2 separate regions of the Homo sapiens genome follow, and region 1 is linked to region 2. Evidence: read pairs that join two places in POLR2A ChIA-PET (ENCODE). Cell type or tissue: GM12878. All regions are shown on one strand. Region 1 overlaps BCAT1-DT (BCAT1 divergent transcript). Region 2 overlaps DNAI7 (dynein axonemal intermediate chain 7).

Region 1 (2,500 bases), 170 kb before region 2:
GTGAAAGAAGCGTCTCACAAATGACTACATATTATATGATTCCACTTATCTGAAATGTGCAGAACAGGAAAATCCATAGAGACAGAAAACACATAGTTGTTTTCAATCTGGGGACAGGGTGGAATGCAGAGTGAATGTTCATGGGCGTTGGATTTCTTTTTGAATTGATTAAAATGTTCTCAAATTAGATTGTGGTAATGGTTACACAACCCTGTGAACACACTAAAAACCACTGAATTATACCCTTTAAATAGGTGAATTGTATGTTATGTGAATTATATCTCAATAAAGATGTTACTCTATGGCCCGGCATGGTGGCTCACACCTGTAATCTCAGCACTTTGGGAGGCTGAGGCAGACAGATCACTTGAGGTCGGGAGTTCGAGACCAGCCTGGCCAACATGGTGAAACCCCGTCTCTACTAAAAATTAGCCGGGCGTGGTTGCGGGGTGCCTGTAATCCCAGCTACTCACAAGGCTGAGTCACAAGAATCGCTTGAACCTGGGAGGCAGAGAGGTTGCTGTGAGCCAAGATCATGCCACTGCATTCCAGCCTGGGCAATAGAGCAAGACTCAGTCTCAAAAAAAAAAAAAAAAAAAAAAAAACAGGTACCATGTGGTAAATTTTATGAGAAAGAGTAATAAGGGGATAGAGAGTGATGGGGTCATAGATATAAATGCATTAATAAGTTCTAGAGCAAGCCTGGCAATTACTCCTAGATCCAACGACCGCCCCTCGCCCCCCTCTCCCTCAATGCAGGATTTTTCTCAGTCCCTTTGCCAGTCAAGGACCTCTAGCCGGCAATGCCGGAGGCCTAGCTCGGGGCATACTACCTGCTGCAGGAGGCACCCCACGCAATTTGCCCGCCTGAGACAAGTTTGCCTTGCACATTGGTTCCTGAGTTCTTGCCCCATGCCCAAGAAAAATGAAGATGTGCTGACAATTGAAGAGTGAGCAAGGCGGGGAGTTTTACTGAGGGATGAAACAGCTTTCAGCAGAGAGGGAAGCGGGGGTGGTCCCCCTACCCGAAGGCAGGAAAGTCTCCTCCATGAGGCTGAGTCCTGGGGCTTTTTATCGGCTCAGAATAGGGGAGGGGCAGGCAAACAGGAACAGAAATTCTCACTCTGCGTCATGGATTTCATCCAGGACCAGCAGTCTGGTCTTTCAGCCTTCAGGCTGTTTTTGGCTTGAAGGTACAGTTTCACCTCCAACCCTGTTGCTGTTACCCCTACTTAAGGATTCTTTTGATGTTAGCAACAAAGGAAGAGAGAAGGTAGTATATATTTAAAAAAAAAAAAAAAAAAAGAGCTTGAAGGGAAGTGAGAAAGTTAGGGAATTAACATCCACAGAAGAATATGAGGGCCGGGCGTTCACGCCTATAATCCCAGCACTTTGGGACGTCAAAGCAGGAGTTCAAGACCAGCCTGGGCAACATAGCAAAAGCCAGTCTTTACAAAAAATGCAAAAATTAGCTGTTTGTGGTGGTATGTGCCTGCAGTCTAAGCTACTCCCAAGGCTGAGGTGGAAGGATCACTGGAGCCCAGGAGATCCAGGCTGCAGTGAGCTGTGATCACTTCATACTTCACTGCACTCCAGCCTGGGTGACAGAGTGAGACATCATCTCCAAAAAAAAAAAAAAAAAAAGAAAAAAAAAGAATATAAGAACAATCTAGCTATGTCTCTCCTCCCATTTCCCTTTAGTGTTGATAGAAGGGCCCCACAGTTCTCCCTCATTGTCAACTGTAAACTCCCAAAGCTTCTCTCCCAGACAACACACATGCTTTTCCCAAATGATGAGGCTCATGATCAACGAAGGTTGTTACTCTGACAGTGGCACTGTACTTCAAACAAGTCACAGTAAAAGATATTTAAGGAAAACTGGATCCAAACTGGATATATACCATATACCCATCTATGGGCAGTGTCTTTTACTGAAGAAGAGACAGCATTTCTAAGATTTCTAATAGACACTAATTTTGAGGTTGACTCCAGAGCGCCAGACAGTCCAGCTTCATTTTGTCCTCACTGTTATTAACAAAGGCTTTTATTGCCATCATTATGAAAAATATGTGCCAACTACCTGCAGAATGTCTTCCCTGTATCTTACTAAATTTTCTCTAGGAAAGCAGAAACTCACAAATATTCTCTGCCTTGAGTTATTAACAGTTCCTGGAATTTGAATAGGAGAGTTTACATAAGGCAATGATACTCTGTCTTAAAAGAGGAAAATCTACTCTAAAATTCTACTCTACACACTCAGAAAACAATGTCATTCTCTTTCTCTATTTCTCATAGTAAAAAATACTTCAAAATTGTACTGTTTTTATATTTCCTATAATACTTGCATTCATTGCCCATTACATACATGTGCACACACACATGCATACACACACAGACACACACCAAGTTCAATACTCGAAAATCATTTATACTGTACTTTTTGGGAAATTTCCCATGACAATTTTGACTCACTGGATTTATTTTTATCCTTGTTGTACAC
Region 2 (2,500 bases):
CCACTAACTTACCTTTCTGACCTTGAGCAAGTCATTTAACTATTATGAGCCTCAAATTCCTGATGTAACAATAACACATTTGGTATTTAACTGTGTATCAGACATATAACACATCTTGCAAACAATCCGAAGAAATAAGGAAACTGAAGCTGAGGGAGATAACTGTTTTAAGGGTCAAATAAGATAATGGAAATAAAAGAACTTTGGGTAATGTAAAGCACTAGATAAATGCAGTGTTGCTAGTATAAAAATTGTGTGTGTGTGTGTGTGTGTGTGTGTGTGCTAATACTTGCAAATTGAATGACATCCAGCAAACTTCACTTGACTTCAGGTAGCACCTGTACTTCTGCAGCAATAGAATAACCTTATACCAGAGTTCTAGTCAGAAATTTAAAGCTAGTTATTCCCATGACTCTTACCCATCATACACAGACAAGTCCCCCTTAGTAGACTAGCCTTTCCCATCTCTCATCACCATATTGCCCTATGTGTCTTCCCCCTGACCAGCTTTAACACTATTACATTCTCTGCAAACCCTTTCCATCATGCCTCTGAACCTTCTCCCTTATTTATTCATTCAAAAAAAAAATTACAGAGCTCCTAAATAGTAGTGGCATTGCTAGACACTGGCAATAAAAAACAAGGTCCCTGACATAAGGAACTTCCAGACTATTAGGGAAGCAAGTAAACAAATGGGTATATTTTTGTAAGTGTTGTAGTATAAAGTAAAGGAGCCACAATAGGAGTACAAGGAAGAGGAGTTAATTCTGTGGGAAAATGTGTGGGTGAAGACAGGCAACACCTCTCTTACCTAAAGGTAGTAAGTTTGAACTAAATTTTTTTTTAACTTTTATTTTAGGTTTGAGGGTGCATGTGAAGGCTTGTTGTACAGGCAAACTCAGGTCACAGGGGTTTGTTGTACAGATTATCTCATCACCTAGGTATGAAGCCTAGTACCCAATAGTTATTTTTCTGCTCCTTGCTCTCCTCCCACCCTCTACTCCTAAGTAGGCCCCAGTGTCTGCCATTCTCTTCTTTGTGTTCATCAGTTCTCATCATTTAGCTCCCACTTACAAGTGAGAATATGTAGCATTTGGTTTTATGTTCCTGCATTAGTTTGCTAAGGATAATAGCCTTCAGCTCCACCCACGTTCCTGCAAAAGACACGATCTCATTCTTTCTTATGGCTGCATAGTATTCCATGGTGGGTATGTACATTTTCTTTATCCAATCTGTCACTGATGGGCATTTAGGTTGATTCCATGTCTCTGCTATTGTGAAGAGTGCTACAATGAACATTCACGTTCATGTGACTTTATGGTAGAATGATTTATATTCCTCTGAGTATATACCCAGTAATGGGATTGCTGGGTGAAATGGTAATTCTGCTTTTAGCTCTTTGAGGAATCACCATATTGCTTTCCACAATGGTTGAACTAATTTACACTCCCACCAACAGTGTATAAGTGTTCCCTATTCCCCGCAACCTCACCAGCAACTTTTATTTTTTGACTTTTTAGTAGTAGCCATTCTGACTGGTGTGAGATGATATCTCATTGTGGTTTTGATTTACATTTCTCTAATGATCAGCGATATTGGGCTTCTTTTCATATGCTTCTAGGCCACACGTATGTCTTCTTTTGAAAAGTGTCTATTCATGTCCTTTGCCCACTTTTTAATAGGGTTGTTTCTCTCCTGTAAATTTAAGTTCCTTATAGATGCTGGATATTAGACCTTTGCCAGATGCATAGTTTGCAAATATTTTCCACCATTCTGCAGGCTGTTTACTCTGTTGATAGTTTCTTTTGCTGTGCAGAAACTCTTAAGTTTAATTAGATGCCACTTAATCAATTTTTGCTTTTGTTGCAATTGCGTTTGGTGCCTTTTTCATGAAATCTTTGCCCATCCTATGTCCAGGATTGTATTGCCTGGGTTGTCTTTCAGGGTTTTTATAATTTTGGGTTTTACATTTAAGTCTTTCATCCATATTGGGTTGATTTTTGTAAACAGTATAAGAAAGAGGTACAGTTTCAATCTTCTGCATATGGCTAGCCAGTTATCCCAGAACCATTTTAATTGAATAGGGAGTCTTTTCCCCATTGTTTGTTTTTGTCAGCTTTGTTGAAGATGAGATGTTTGCAGATGTGTGGCCTTATTTCTGGTCTCTCTTATCTGTTCCATTGGTCTATGTGCCTGTTTCTGTACCAGTACCACGCTGTTTTGGTTATTGTAGCCCTGTAGTATACTTTGAAGTCAGGTAATGTGATGCTTCCAGGTTTGTTGAACTAAATATTGAAAGATAATTATTAATAGATCCTCCCCCAAAAAGGGTGGGAGAGAATTCTAATGTGAGTGAAAGTGAAAGGCATGAAGCAAAACAGGATTCCAAGCACTCCAAGTGGTCAGGTATAGCTGGAGTGAGGCATGCTAGGAGGGTGTAAAGATCTGAGGCTGGAGAGATGCAGGGGCCAGATTGTGGACAGCTCTGAATGCCACTCTG

Evidence for each region. ChIA-PET counts read pairs that join two places held together with the same protein. Peaks named below come from ENCODE experiments on the same cell type or tissue, not always from the same donor. Only the 100,000 strongest peaks of a DNase experiment are listed, where the experiment ranks them.
Region 1: POLR2A ChIA-PET joins it to region 2 with 10 read pairs; 5 of 35 experiments call an interaction of 5 or more read pairs at or near these places.

Annotation. Positions count from the first base shown.
Region 1 is chr12:24,951,011-24,953,510 of GRCh38, forward strand. All of the region lies in intron 1 of BCAT1-DT (BCAT1 divergent transcript), which reads left to right. Among named protein-coding and RNA genes, the nearest start is that of BCAT1-DT, 3.1 kb to the left of the region's middle. RefSeq lists enhancers at 825-894, 1,275-1,344. In GM12878, no CTCF peak of the experiment used is centred here; a DNase peak (open chromatin) is centred at 1,051; H3K4me3 peaks cover 745 bases; H3K27ac peaks cover 2,324 bases.
Region 2 is chr12:25,123,781-25,126,280 of GRCh38, forward strand. All of the region lies in intron 9 of DNAI7 (dynein axonemal intermediate chain 7), which reads right to left. Among named protein-coding and RNA genes, the nearest start is that of DNAI7, 70 kb to the right of the region's middle. In GM12878, no CTCF peak of the experiment used is centred here; no DNase peak of the experiment used is centred here.